Linked DNA regions of Homo sapiens: region 2 is linked to region 1. The links are chromatin loops, found by intact Hi-C in ENCODE. Cell type or tissue: heart right ventricle. All regions are shown on one strand. Each heading gives the region's core, and the rest is flanking DNA. Links, peaks and the distances in the headings are about the cores only. Region 1 overlaps CALD1 (caldesmon 1). Region 2 overlaps LOC124901750 (a long non-coding RNA gene).

Region 1 (7,911 bases), core at 1,540-5,539:
CATCCAGGTTGCGGTGAATTCCATTATTGTGTTCCTTTTTATGGCTGAATAGTATTCCATGGTGTGTGTATATATACGTGTGTGTGTGTGTGTGTGTGTGTGTATATATATATATATATATATATACACCACATTTTCTTTACCCACTGCTTGGTTGATGGGCATTTAAGCTGCTTCCATATTTTTGCAATTGCAAATTGTGCTTCTATAAACATGCGTGTACCAGTATATTTTGCATATAATGACTTCTTTTCCCCTGGGTAGATACCCAGTAGTGGGACTGCTGGATCAAATGTTAGTTCTACTTTTAGTTCTTTAAGGAATCTATACTGTTTTCTGGTAGGTTATATCTTTAAATAAGGAAAAGTATTTACATTTATTCTGTAGGGTGTTGCTATCTGTTTTGAACTGAAGATATGTTAGTTTAGTAGAGTCCTCCATGGCTACCATTAATAGGTAACACGTGAATTTTTAAAGTGGGCATGAATTGCAGATGTCTTCTTTTTTCTAATATACAGCCTGAATCAATAGTCTCTGATCATTATAATATTCAACAAGATACAGAATTCCGCTTAATTTAATGTGATTATTCAAACACACTTAATGAGTTTGCTATTACGTATTTTCTCACTCGGGCCCTGGTTGAAATCAGGGAACTTGAGAATGCCTAATAGGTTCAACTTCTTCAAAGAGGGCTTTTGCAGCAGAAATAAGGTCACATGGTTCATTATGCTAATGGTTAGTATATGTCATTTATATTGTCATTTATGTGCCCCAAGGTCTAAAAAAGATGAGGATATTTGAGGAGGAAAATGGAGAAAATAATTTTAATTTAAAACCATGGACTGATTATAATGGTTACACTATATAAGATCTCACATGTGGTTTTGGTTTTAGTTTGTTTTGTTTAATTCAGTCTATTTAGAAAATTCTAAAGGGAATGGGTCCTGGCCTCCTTAACCCAAGTTTGAGAGGCTGTATTAGAAGGTTTCAGAAAGCAGTCTTGAAAATGTTGGCCGGTAGCACAATATTGTTTACCCTTTCCCTCAATAAGTAGCTTCTAATTGGGGAGTAGGTATAGCAAAGGGGAAATAGGTATAATTTCTAGGGTTCACTAATTGACTTTGACTCCCAATTTGACCTTTCACTAACTGTATTTCTTCAGTTAAATGGAAATAAAAATTATACCTTTCTCCAAAAAATGCTGCTAAACTTAAACTATGTAACAATACATGTAAAATGCAGTGTCTTACACATAGTAAGCACTCAATAAATTTTCACTGTTACCAGATTCTTAACACGGGAGGGCAACGTAGTCATTCACTGCCTTTTCCATTTTCAAGCTGAGAGAGAAATAATAGAAAGAGTTTTAAAAATGGCATTTTGATGCCTTTCCTGAATCTTGTTATTAATGAGTGGTCAACAGGAGCTTTAAAAATTACTGGTGATCTGTAGTTTTCTTGCTTTTAAAATCTTGCTTTTCCTTGTGCTTCTCTTCGGATATTTGGCTGTTATTCATTATTTCATGCTATTAATTGAAATCAAATTCTTTTTTTTTTTAGAAAATCATATTGAGGTCTGAGAATGTGTGATTTATCTCTGACATATTAGTTAGCCACAAGAAGAATAAGTCTTCTTGGGGCTAAACAACTCTAACTGGCATTTGATATCTACTGATAATTGTGGTCATGATTTATAAATAGGCAAAGAAATGTTCAATACAGTTTGTTGGTTTCTTAGCATAAGAGTACTTTAATCTGGCTAGCACTTTGGAATTTTGGTGCCTTTTAAAAATTATTAGAATTCAATTGATCCAAATGGCCCCTCTATAGACTTCCCCTTAAATTATAAATTTTTTGCATTTGTAGGGACATTTAATCCTTATATGTCTAATTTCATGGAGGCAATATCCTGAAGCAAAAGTAAAGGCCAAGAAAGTTTTAAAGCTAGTTTTTACTCTGCCATTTTCATTGTTAAATATGAAATGTGTTTTTTCCAAAATTAAGTGAATTTGAACGTTGAAAGGGCCAAGTTTGGTCTGAACTATGAAATTTGATGGAGTTTCTAAACATTGCAAGACAAATTCTTCCAACTCTGGTCACAGTTCTGGTATCACATGACTGGTTGTTTCCTGCAAATAGAAACCAACACCCTGGCTTGGACAGTGTCCAGCATCCTGCAGTAGTGAGGGAGGTGATGGACAACAGTTTAACTTTTGGAGATTTTCTTTCCTTTTTAAAATAAATGTCAAATTTAACTGCCCTTTTTCCACTGTAGAAAAGATGGACAAGAAACCCTTTATTCATGGAAATCTTGACAAAGAAGGTAGATTGTGTATACATTAGTTAGGGTAACGCTGGCTGCTATAACGATTAGTGCCCCCAAATTTTAAGTTTAGTGCAGTAACACTTACCATTATGCATATTTCTGTCTAGTTGGTAGAACCAGCCACCTGTCTTCTTTTCTCTTGTGACTCTCAATCCCTAGGGCTTGGTGCTCCCTGATCTACCAACAGACAGAGATAGAGAAGACAGGGAGTGCACCTCTGTTTGTTCATTGCCTTGGTTGGACACTTCTGTTTACATTTCATTGGCAGTTATTGGTCACATGGCCCGCCTAGGTGCAAAGAAGGGAGAGGGTGCAAATTTAATCCTTGAGTGGTGATCACTCCCCCCAACTATGGAAGGAGGAGCAGGAATTGTAAGGGACACTTAGATGTCTCTTCCATTGGGGTCACTGGCGTGAGTGTGGAATCTCAACACTGTAATGTACATTTTCTTCCTCTCAAAGTACCTTGGGAGCCTCCAATCCAGATCAGGAATTCTAGATGACTTGATGACATGGGAGAATACTACATGACATGGAAGGAATTCACTTATTATTTCAGTTTGATCCTTAAGTTTGAATTCCCCAAGAAGCAAGTCCAGAAACAACGATTTGACTGCAAGTCGTTTATTTGTAAGGTGATGCTAGGAAACACTGGTGGAGGTGTGGGAAGGTAAGACAGAAAAGGGAAGGCCACCAAATAAACGTTGCATGACCAAGCACATCACCACTGTGGGTATCTGGAGCTTCACTCCACTGGGAAACTCTGAGATCCAGTGTGGAATACACACCTCGGAGTTATCCCACTCAAAAAGTGAGGGGTGCTGAGGTATCTAAACACTCAGGCTATCAATTTTTGTTTGAAAACTGCTCCCAGGGGACATTAATACCGAAAGCACTTCTGGCATGTTGAGTAGACTCCAGTCCCCAGAGAAAGGCTTGCAAATGCTGTCAGCTGAAAGCCAGGCAGGCGTGTACTAAAATGGTAACGTACTGGGGATATGGGCAAGCTTGGCACTACTGGCATCTGCTGTAGTCCTGGGTAGCACAGGCTGTATGAATGCTGCTGACTGATGAATGAGCAAGCTGTCTTTGGTGTTGTTCTTTCTGTTGTACAGTGTGCCTGACGAGGAGGCCAAGACAACCACCACAAACACTCAAGTGGAAGGGGATGATGAGGCCGCATTCCTGGAGCGCCTGGCTCGGCGTGAGGAAAGACGCCAAAAACGCCTTCAGGAGGCTCTGGAGCGGCAGAAGGAGTTCGACCCAACAATAACAGATGCAAGTCTGTCGCTCCCAAGCAGAAGAATGCAAAATGACACAGCAGAAAATGAAACTACCGAGAAGGAAGAAAAAAGTGAAAGTCGCCAAGAAAGATACGAGATAGAGGAAACAGAAACAGTCACCAAGTCCTACCAGAAGAATGATTGGAGGGATGCTGAAGAAAACAAGAAAGAAGACAAGGAAAAGGAGGAGGAGGAAGAGGAGAAGCCAAAGCGAGGGAGCATTGGAGAAAATCAGGTAGAGGTGATGGTGGAAGAGAAAACAACTGAAAGCCAGGAGGAAACAGTGGTAATGTCATTAAAAAATGGGCAGATCAGTTCAGAAGAGCCTAAACAAGAGGAGGAGAGGGAACAAGGTTCAGATGAGATTTCCCATCATGAAAAGATGGAAGAGGAAGACAAGGAAAGAGCTGAGGCAGAGAGGGCAAGGTTGGAAGCAGAAGAAAGAGAAAGAATTAAAGCCGAGCAAGACAAAAAGATAGCAGATGAACGAGCAAGAATTGAAGCAGAAGAAAAAGCAGCTGCCCAAGAAAGAGAAAGGAGAGAGGCAGAAGAGAGGGAAAGGATGAGGGAGGAAGAGAAAAGGGCAGCAGAGGAGAGGCAGAGGATAAAGGAGGAAGAGAAAAGGGCAGCAGAGGAGAGGCAGAGGATAAAGGAGGAAGAGAAAAGGGCAGCAGAGGAGAGGCAGAGGATAAAAGAGGAAGAGAAAAGGGCAGCAGAGGAGAGGCAAAGGGCCAGGGCAGAGGAGGAAGAGAAGGCTAAGGTAGAAGAGCAGAAACGTAACAAGCAGCTAGAAGAGAAAAAACATGCCATGCAAGAGACAAAGATAAAAGGGGAAAAGGTAGAACAGAAAATAGAAGGGAAATGGGTAAATGAAAAGAAAGCACAAGAAGATAAACTTCAGACAGCTGTCCTAAAGAAACAGGTACAGTAAACATTTTGCACCAAATGTGTGATGCCTGTGACTTGTGAGAAATGTAATGCACATCTGATTTGGGACTGAGGCCACATGCATATAGCTCACATGCTTGATCATTTGGCAAGCTGTTCATTTTTTCAGGCCATAGCGATACACAAGCATGCAGCAATTGATTGATGGCTGAATATTCAATCAACCAAATTTACTGGGACAGCCAGTAAATTTGGCTGTCCAGAAGACAGAGAGAAATTAATTGCTCTGTGCTTGATTGTTATGAATACCCAAAAAAAGAATTAATCCAAAGATGATAAATGTGGTGGTGGTGTGTTGGCTTCTGATTCTGTGCTTGCATCTAAACTCGTTCTTTTAATTATCTTTCCTCTATCCATAGGTCTGCATGAGGCAAGAGGCCCATAACTCCTTACCTCACTCATGGGTTTGACGTTGAATTAAAAAAATGATAAAAGCTGGGGTGGGAAAGAGACATGAAGAATAATGGTCAGACATTTCATCTTAAGAAGGCAAAAACAGGCTGGGTACAGTGGCTCACACCTGTAATCCCAGCACTTTGGGAGGCTGAGGTGGGTGGATCACAAGGTCAGGAGATCGAGACCATCCTGGCCAACATGGTGAAACCCCATCTCTACTAAAAATACAAAATTAGCTGGGTGTACCGGCACATGTCTGTAATCCCAGCTACTCAGGAGGCTGAGGCAGGAGAATCACTTGAACCTGGGAGGCAGAGGTTGCAATGAGCTGAGATTGTGCCACTGCACTCCACTGGGCAACAGGGAGAGACTCCATCTCAACAACAAAAACAACAACAACAACAAAAAGGCAAAAACAAACCCCTGGAAATTAACTGGTAATAAAGAGGGGGAAAGGAACTGGTTGGAAACTTTCCTTAAAAAAAAAAGTCAAAACCCTGATTTGCCAACATGTAGACCTCAGCTTAATGTAGACTTGCAGAAAGCCATTAATTTAGGGTAGTATTGATTTATATTTGACTGGTAATTAAGAGCATACATGCTGCTTCTTTATTATCTGGGTGACACAAATTCATGTGGCCTGAGGAAGGGTGGAAATAGTAGGGGGGAAATGTTTGTAAGCTTTGAGAAAGATTTTTTTTCTGTCTGCAAGACTGCATTGAAAGCACTGTACCTAATCACCACCACACCACCACCACCACTCCTAAAAAAAGAAAAAAAGAGATGCTTTCACATTCACCTTTCCAGAGCAAATTCTCTGTCACTAAGCCTGCATTGCACTGAAGGTATCTTTAACTCCTGCTTCTGTACAAGAGGCTCATGAACACAGCTAAAATTGAGACCATGAGCAAAGTGCACCAAACCACACACGAGGTTTGTAAACACACGAGGAGTGCCACATCATGCTAGATTTCAGTGAGCGCAATGGCAGGCACACGAGAAGATGTTGGGGTGGGAAGAAAATATCCCACCTTGCTGTTTAGAACCACTGTGCTGTGAGCGCTGAGACGGCAGAAGAGAAGCCATCCCACGCAGCACTTGCAAGGCGATCCGAGCACCCTGTCACTCTTGTAAACTAGAAAGGGCTTCTTTTACTTGTGTGACCTTACCATTCTTGAAAATAAAAAGGGAGAAGAGAAGGGAACTAAAGTGCAAGCTAAAAGAGAAAAGCTCCAAGAAGACAAGCCTACCTTCAAAAAAGAAGAGGTAAATATGATTGAAAAGTAATGATCGTAAAGCAACAGAAAAAGCAGTCAGTGTTCCAAGATATCTCAGGTCTGATGATCTCAAAATTGTAACCTCATATCCAGTGTATTTCAAGCCATGACTCACAGTCCACTGAATAGTGAGATCAGCTTAGAGTGTCTCAAAATTAATTAAATGTATCAGTCAGCATTTTTTAAAAAATGAAATGGATAGAAGCCATCAGAGGGCATTGTAGGTAGTAAGTATTGCATTGTCAGGTAAATTGTCTTTTTTTCTGTGGGACGTCATCAAAAAGGCTTGAAAAACACTGCTGGAATCAATTTATCCTGTTTTCTATTCTTCTGAATGCTAATTTTTTTTCCTTGAGCCATTCTACTTTCATTTCAATCATGAAATATTTCCAACTGGCCTTGATTAATGCTTTAACTTTTCAAAGGAAAAACACCCACACACATCTCAGTAGAAAATATGGTGAACTGAAGATGATATTTGGTTTTCAAAAGAAAAGTTTGGCCAAATGTTCTGCATTGCATTTCTGAGGCACACACAGGAGCGGGTGCCAGGGTATTTGACTGTAGGTAAGTGAACAAGGAGCTATACAGATAGAATGGCACGGGGTTTGACAGTAATCAGAACACCACATCAGAACACTTGATTGCACTTCAACTCTCATGCTGTGTTTGCCCCAAATAATCTTAAAAATTGTGACTATATCGAATAAGTTCACAATACTTATTAGGATGTGGTGAAACTGAATTATTTGAAGTAGGAAGACCCGAAGTTCTTCGCCTATGAGACTGGTGAAGTGATTTGTAGCCAACATGCTCCAACCCATCTATTAAGAAAACTATGGCATCTATTAAGAAAATTCAAAATCTTAAACAGAGAAATCCATATTTAGAAAACATGGCCAGATTAAATAGGGGGTGGGTTATTTTCTTAAATACGTTTTGTCAATTTCACGTGAAAAATGAAAACCCCTAGTTCATGTTACATATTACATTTCTGTTAAGATGTATGTTCCTCTGTTTCTAATAGAAGTTGTGGTGGTTTGGAAGTGAAAATTGAATGTGAGCACAGGCCATGTAAAGGAAGGAGAAAGTGTAAATGTTAATAACAGGAAAACTGAATTTAGCTCTCATGAGGCAGTCAAGGAAATCATTCATTGAACATGTTGGGAAATACTTTTCATTTGGTGACCAAATACCTACAAATTCATTTACAAAAAAGAAAAATGAAAGTTACCTCAGAACTAAACTCAGAAATATGTCCCACATGGGTTCTTGTAATGTTTCTTGGTGAATGTCTTTATAGAAAGAAGTGGGCATGAAATGATGACTCAGTAATTAAACACATGGGGGAAGGGAGGCTGTAGAAAACACTGGATTCTATATTTAAAATTTCATTCAGTTCACTAATTTGTTTTTACTGACCAAAGCTTTCTATACCTATGTAGAGTGTCTGAGAACTAGAAGGGCCCATCAGTTGCCACTCGGATGATCCTTTTGTCTCTTTTCAGATAAGGCCCCAGTTCAACAGCGTCCTCTGTGTCAATCAGATACTCCCAGGAATGAGTGAGCCCTGCCGTTTTCCCAAGTTGCCCCTCAGCACATTCCAGCCAGTTCCAAAACTTTTGGCTTGTTTTTGACACAAGGCCAGATAAGCTACTCAAACTGGTTTTTTTAAAAAA
Region 2 (7,911 bases), core at 1,476-5,475, 180 kb before region 1:
GAGCAAGGAATAGGTCTTTGAGAAAGCAAGCCAGAAGAGTGAGATAAAGTGCAGATGTGGAATGATCCAGCCTCAGAGGATGTTTCATACTAAGGTCAAGATGCACATGGAGCCAGGAACCCAGGTGCTCATTCTGACAGTGTGAAAGAATTCTGTTTCGCCAACCCTAGAGGGAGTTGTTCAAAGTTCCAGAAAACAGCAGTAAGATTCGTGATGCCAAGGAAGGGTGGACTATGTATTTCTGTAATTTAATTTAAATGAAATCCAGGACCTATTGTTCGAGACAATGGATTAAGAATGACTCAGAAAGCATTGTGGAGATCACTGGGGCTGCCCTTCCCATCATAGGTCCTGGAGTGCAGAACAATATCAAAGGAAGGCCATCGCTGCCCAGAGCAGCCTTATATCAGGGGCTCTACTCCCTGCACTCCATGCCTGTGCCCCGTGGCTGCCCCAGGGCCAGCTTAGGTGGCTCCAGTGCAGCATGCTTGGCACCCAGCAAAGCCATGGGGGCATGGCTGCCTCTACCTGGATTACAAAGAATGCCCTGGAAAGCCATAGGCCCAGGCAGACAAATACCACAAAGGTGGGGCCACCATAGAGAGTCCCCACTAAGGCAATACCCAGTGGAACCATGCGAGTGGGGACACCACAGAGACCACAGACCAGTAGAGCCCCTAGCATGTGATTCCCATCTGGGAGAACTGCAGGCACTCAACTCCAAACAGAGAGAGCTGTGCCATAGGCTACACCTGGAAAATCTATGGTGGCAGGGCTGTCCAAGGCCATGAAGGCAGGCAAAGCTGCAGAGGTAGGACTGCCATCCCAGTGGGTCTGCAAGGCAGGACCTCTGCCCCAGCACCTAGACAGTGGAACACTGAGCCAAAAAGATTATGCTTGAGCATTAAGATTTTGGACTTGCGCAGAACTTGCCACTTCTTTCTTTACTATTTCTCCATCTTGGAATGGGAATATCTAGCCTATGCCTGTCCCATCGTTTTATTTTGGAAGCACTTAACATGTTTAATTTTAAAGGTTCACAGCTCAGGATGGATAGTACCTGCGGTCTCACCCACATCTAATTTGGATGACATTTAGATGAGACCCTGGACTTCAGACTTTTAAATTGATGCTGGACTGAGTTAAAACTTCAGGGCTCATGGGATGAAATGAATATATTTTGCATGCAAGAAGGATATGAGGCTGGGCGCACTGGCTCACGCCTATAATCCCAGCACTTTGGGAGGCTGAGGTGGGTGGATCACCTGAGGTCAGGAGTTCGAGACCAGCCTGGCCAACATGGTGAAGCCCTATCTCTACTAAAAATACAAAAAATTGGCTGGGTGTGGTGGCAGGCACCTGTAATCCCAGCTACTGAGGAGGCTGAGGCAGGAGAATGGCTTGAACCTGGAAGGCAGAGGTTGCAGTGAGCCAAGATTGTGCCATTGCATTCCAGCCTGTGCAACAAGAGTGAAACTCCATCCCCCCGCCCCCCAAAAAAAACCAAAAAAACAAACAAACATGAATTTGGGTAGAGGCAAGGGTGAAATTCTATGGTCTGAATGTTTGTTTCTCCTCCAAAATTCATGTTGAAATCCTAGCCCTCAAGGTGACGGTATTATGAGGTACTGCCTCTGGGAGGTGATTAGGTCATCAGAGCAGTCCTCATGTATGGGATTAATGCCCTCATCAAAAAGGCTAGAGGGAGACCCCCACCCCTTTCACCATGTGAGGACACAGCAAGAAGGCACTGTCTATAGGCAGAAAGCAGATCCTCACCAGACCCTGAATCTGCCCTGAGTTTGGACTTCCCGACTTCGGGAGCTGTGAGAAATACATTTTCATTATTTATAAGCCACCCAGTTTATAGTATTGTGTTGTGGCAGCTCAAATGGAATAAGACAACCCAGTTTGGACTTTCTGGAAAGAGGAATCTAGTGAGAAATAATATTTCAAGAAGTGGAGATTAGTCTAATGAGGCCCAATGAATGAAAAGAGAAAAGGGACTTATTTGTTTGTCTTCAAAGGAACACCTCTCAGCCCTGGAACCAAAGATAGAAGTGACTCAAGGATGCAGAGCAAGGACTGGGTCTTTAAGAAGCAAGGCCAGGGGCCGGGCATGGTGGCTCACGCCTGTAATTCCAGCATTTTGGGAGGCCGAGGTGGGCGGATCACTTGAGGTCAGGAGTTCAAGACCAGCCTGGCCAACATGGTGAAACCCCATCTCTACTAAAAATACAAAATTAGCTGGGCATGATGGCACATGCCTGTAATCCCAGCTACTTGGGAGGCTGAGGCAGGAGAATCGCTTGAACCCAGGAAGTTGCAGTGAGCTAAGATCGCGCCATTACACTCCAGCCTGAGCAAAAAGAGCGAAAAAAAGCAAGGCCAGAAGAGTGAGGTAAGGCATGGATGTGGAATGATCCCGCCTCAGGGGATGCCTGTTGTGTAAGGTCAAGATGCACCTGGAGCCAGGGACCCAGGTGCTCATTCTAACACCATGAAGGAATTCTGTTTCGCCAAAACTACAGAGTTTTTCAAAGTTCCAGAAAACAGCAGTAAGGTTCAGTGATGCCAAGGAAGGGTGGACTATATTTCTGTAATTTAATTTAAAGAACTGACATAGGTTTCTCAGGGATACACAAAACAGGTTCTTACTCTCATAGAAAGAGCTGGCTCTTGACTCGCTTTAGGGAATGCAGTTCCCAGTAAACAGGCGCCTTCTATAAGGGAACCATAGAAACTTCAGGGAGGGCTCCCAGAAAGCTGCTGGGCTGGTGTTGGTGTCTCTGAACTTGAAAGAGTGGCCTCATTACACCCAGATTTCCAAGACACAGACCAACTATCTTGGGGGACAAGTTGGAAGGTTGATATGGCAAGTGTTAAAACAAACAAACAAACAAACAAACAAACCCTGCAAACTAGATTTAGTTGCTGCTTCAGGAAGGCACTGCCATTGCTGGGGTGACCTGAAGACCTGTTCACCAACAGGAGCAAGGAACCCCTGTCCCTTCCTCCATCCAGGCTTGTGGTCTCTCTCTCTGGTGCCCCCTACTGGCAGAGCCTAACAGGGTGTCTGCTGGCCAAGCAGAAAGGTGCTGTGCAGAGTCCTAGCCTCAGTGGAATACAGGAGCGTGGGTCTGGAGTTGCGAGGTCACAACTTTATAAGTGGCACGTTCTGCTTATAGCGTCCCAAGACACAAGTTTCTTTCCTAGTAGAACCATATATTACCGATTACCGCTAGAATTGTATTTGAGCCATTTCTAGGTACCTTCTTTTGGGAGAACCATACCTAGCTTCTGCAGACTTAAAAATCCTGCCATCTCAAAAGCTGAGGTACATGTTTGACTATGTTTATCCTTTCCATTCCTAGCTATTAACAGAAAAAAAAATCTACTTTCACTTTCTTCTGAAAAGTCAAGAGCATATCCACCAAATTCTCTAGCACATACCCAATATTTGAATTTTTTCATCACCACTGTATAAAATATATATTCAATTACCAATTCTATACATTACTTCTATATTGTTTTTTTTTCATCTGTTCAAAATGCATGATTAATTTTCTCCTTCTGGTCAGGTGGCCTATACCAAAGTTCCAGAGCAGGTCACTTACATTTTTCTCTGACTCACTTCTCCACAGTGTTTCTGTTTTTGGGTTACTCAAATGAATATCTTATTGACATATCATACCATTCAGTCTCCCCTTATTACAGCCTATCATTTGGGAATATGGCATGCTTCTCCATCACTGTATTTTAATCTGAAGCCCCTTCCCACCATGTCTCAAAAAATCACATTATGGTGTAACCTCAAGCTTGGTTCACTTACAATGCACACTGAGACAGTATGATATAGTGACCTCTGGACTAGATTGCCCATGTCCAAATCCCTGCTTTTCTACCTACCACCTGTACATGTCCTTGTGCAAGTCATTTAACTTCCATAAGCCTCATTTTTCTCCATCTGTGAAATGAAAGTAACAACAATACCTACCTTGTAAGGTTGTTCCCAAGATGAAAAGAGATATACAGTCACTAAGTGCTCAATCAATGACACCTATTATTAGTATAATGGTTTTAAGGCTATTAGCATTATTTCCATCTCCTCTCTGTCTTCCAATATTTTGGGGGTGCGATTCCCAGGCATCTCCCATACCCTTATTCATATTCTCATCTTACACTTGTTGTCTTCCATAGGAACCATGTTCATAGGTTTATCAAGGTGATTGTCCTTCTTTCTTCCTTTACTTAAAGTTTTTCAGTTGGATCACCCAGACTCTGGTCAAATATCCTTCCCTCGCCAAGAATACATCATTTATCCCAGTACCTAGAACCATGGCTTTGTCTCATAAATATCACTTCTCTTTATCATCTTTGTAATTGTACATTCAACCCACAGATTTTTCTTTCTCTTCAAAGTCTTTATTGTTGGTAGAAAAAATGATCATATAAGCTTATCATCTAGGGCTGGGCGTGGTGGCTCACAACTGTAGTCCCAGCACTTCAGGAGGCCGAGGCAGTGAATCGCTTGAGCTCAGGAGTTTGAGACAAGCCTGGGCAACATGGCGAAACCCTATCTCTACCAAAAATACACAAAATTAGGCGGGTGTGGTGGTGTGCTCCTGTGGTCCCAGCTACTTGGGAGGCTGAGGTGGGATGATTGCTTGAGCCAGGGGACGGAGGTTGCAGTGAGCCGAGATCGTGCCACTGCACTCCAGCCTGGGTGACAGAGTGATACCTGTTTCAAAAAAAAAAGTTTGTCATCTATACTCTTGAGTCCTTTGATTCCTCACCCAAGGTATAGTTTCTTTTCAGAAATGTCATTCATGCAATATTTTAGCTCAAGACATACTGGGAGGAGATTTCCAGGAGAAAGTTAATATGGATCTTCAAGTGGCAGAAGAATCAGGAAGATGAGACCTCAGAGCTTAATGGAATAGCTTTCAAGAGCATGATGAATCATCTTGGGGGTGTGACTTGGACAGAATGCTTATTTCATATAGGCTAAGTAGAGAGTATTCAGCCTGTCAGAAAAGGAAGCTTTCGGCCTGATGCCAAAGAAATTTGCTAGTCAAAATAACCAGTCAAATAATTTCCAAATTAATTATTTTTCATTTTGTGTTTGCATTTGTACATCCAGTCTCAGATTCTCAAAGGAATAAGTTATGATTTTAGCACACAAAAGTTTAGCTTCTTCTCATCACTACCCTAAACCATCTAAATTATAAAAGTGAAACTATATATTATACAGTGGTACCTTCATAAATCTATTTCCAAGTGCCAGAAAATAGGCATTATGAGTGGGGAATTTCATATGTGTCCATGCATGTACAGAGTTCAGGCTCGGGGAGATAAATGTGTCAAGAATGCATAACCACAGCCGAGTAATTATGCAACTTCTATTTCTGCCAATAAATTTCGAGCCTGATTTATGTCAGATCAGAATATAAATCCAGTCTTAGCACCGATTATCAAAAATACACTTTTCAGGCTGGGCGCAGTGGCTCACACCTGTAATCCCAGCACTTTAGGAGGCCGAGGCGGGCAGATCACCGGAGGTAAGGAGTTCGAGACCAGCCTGGCCAACATGGTGAAACACCATCTCTACTAAAAAATACAAAAATTAGCCAGGCGTGGTGGCATGGTGGCGGGCACCTATAATCCCAGCTACTCAGGAGGCTGAAGGAGGAGAAGCACTTGAACCTGGGAGGTGGAAGTTTCAGTGAGCCGAGACAGCACCACTGCACTCCAGCCTGGGCAACAGAACGAGACTCTGTATCGAAAAAAAAAAAACAAAAAAAAACAAAAAAAAAAAACACTTTTCACACTTTTCAGTGTTGAATGTATTATTTTCAGACAGAATATAATTAATGGAATGCTATATTGGGTCCATGCTGCAAAATCTGCTGGGCCTTGGGGTGGAGTGGGAGCCTGTCTAGAGAAAAAAGACAAGACTCAGCTCTGAAAAGAGAACTGAAATGAAGGATCCAGAAATTGTGATGACTTGATAAACCCTGGGCCTAAACTCTCATATGAGCAAATAATGAGAGCAGCCACCTTAATTTCTATAGAAAAAAAATAGGTGTATCATCTCATCTGCTAAAAAAAATCAGATGAAATTGTTCTGAGGGAGTGAATTCCCAGGATTCTCTACGCTTTGTATGCCTCACCTCTGCCAGGTGCCACCAATCACCAACTCTAAATTTGTAAGGCCAGGGCAATGCATCTGAGTCCTGGAGAATCACTTGGGGAGTTTTGAAAAATACTGACATCCGGCTCCACCTAGGAAATGTTAGTTTAATTAGACTGGGATGCAGCCTAGGCATTACTAGTTTTCTTAAAGCACACCAGGTAAGAAGCACTGGTCTAGGCCAACTGCCCTGAGGGTGGCTCCTGCCTTGCAAAGACTATGACTTTGCAAGGCAGAGATGCAGAGATGCAGAAATGCACACAGGACAACGGTGGGGCCTCTTCCCATTCTTGCTGCCCTTTCTCCTTCATGTTCTTTATTCTCCTGCCTTGTAGTGCTGGTCCTTGACTACAAATTGTCTTGTAGCTATTGTCTATAATTTAACGCTTCTGATACCCAGATGCCGGCTGATCCCTCCCTGGCCTGCTCTGACTCCAGAAATTTGTATTTCCTTCTGAGTATTTGCCCACTCTGTTGCAAACTCTGGCTTTGCAAGCTCCCCTAGCTGCATTGACTTGAAGCAGGCATCTGATTCAACCATCTCAGTTAGATTCTGACTTCCAGTCCCTTCTCTCTGGCAGGAGGCTGGGGACATCTCCACAGGCAGCCCTGACCATATTTGTTTAACACGTAACTTCTGTGGGATGAGATGAAGTCCCAGCCCATCCATCTAGATAGCCATCTTCTTGTCATAGGATGAAACCAGCCTGGGTTTGAATCCTGGGTGAGGAAGTCACAACAGAGTGAGAGAGAGAAAGCCTAGGTGACTAGGGGGTAGGTTCCTGTGCTGGGGCCTGAGATGTGGAAAGGAGAGACTTTATAAAGAGAAGGGAGAAGAGAAAATGATGAGTAAGACCATCTTCTTTAGGTAAACCTAAGTGTGTATTATAAATGTTAGCATTGGCCACTGTCGCTTATAAATTGCTGCTGTCATTTAAAAAATTCTGTATCATGTCTTCTTCATGACTTTTTAATACCACCCTTGTCTCAAGGTACAAGCACAGAAGTGTGAGTTGAAAAGAAAATGTCTATAAAATAATACATATGCTCTAATTTTCAACCAAATATGAAAGGTAAACCTAAAACCCACTGCTGATATCCATGTATAATCCCTTTTGGCTCCCAGAGGTACCTCTGTTAACAGATGTGTAGTCCCGGAAGGACTGCTTGACATACAAGAAAATACATGTATGATATTGCTTCATGTGTGTTTTATATAACTGGAATAATACCACATATATCATTAGGAAAATTACTTTTTTTCACTCAACAGTCTATAATGGAGATCTTTCATTTCACCACATATAGAGTTCATTCTACTCAACTACTAAACGCTAACTATGGACAAATAAGCTGTTTCCAATGTATACAATTACAAACAATTGTATAAATACAATGTATAGCTTATATGTGTGTGTGAAGGTTTCTTTAGAGACGATCAGGAAAAGTAAAATTGTTAGACAATAGGGTAGATGAATTTTTATTTTAAATAGGTATTGTCAAATTTATACCTCACCTAGTAAGGCAAGAGAATACCATTTTACATTACTCTACTCAACACTACTATATATTTTACTTTTTTTTTATTATTATTATTTTTAGATGGAGTCTCACTCTGTCACCCAGGCTGGAGTGCAGTGGCCCAATCTGGGCTCACTGTAATGTCTACTTCCCAGGTTCAAGCTATTCTCCTGCCTCAGACTTCTGAGTAGCTGGGA

The links. A loop is a pair of places that touch in the nucleus more often than their neighbours do. Peaks named below come from ENCODE experiments on the same cell type or tissue, not always from the same donor. Only the 100,000 strongest peaks of a DNase experiment are listed, where the experiment ranks them.
Region 2: it touches region 1 in a loop (2.0-fold over the local background); 9 of 110 quality-filtered maps call a loop at or near these places.

What each region holds. Positions count from the first base shown.
Region 1 is chr7:134,929,545-134,937,455 of GRCh38, forward strand. CALD1 (caldesmon 1) reads left to right here. Exons shown (of 15, transcript NM_033138.4): 5 at 3,444-4,533; 6 at 6,144-6,221. Among named protein-coding and RNA genes, the nearest start is that of AGBL3, 53 kb to the right of the region's middle. In heart right ventricle, for the core only: no CTCF peak of the experiment used is centred there; DNase peaks (open chromatin) are centred at 2,163 and 3,367; H3K4me3 peaks cover 839 bases; H3K27ac peaks cover 4,000 bases.
Region 2 is chr7:134,747,227-134,755,137 of GRCh38, forward strand. All of the region lies in intron 1 of LOC124901750 (a long non-coding RNA gene), which reads right to left. It also overlaps a transcript of CALD1 not described here. Among named protein-coding and RNA genes, the nearest start is that of CALD1, 28 kb to the right of the region's middle. In heart right ventricle, for the core only: a CTCF peak has its summit at 3,075 (motif pointing left); a DNase peak (open chromatin) is centred at 3,064; H3K27ac peaks cover 504 bases.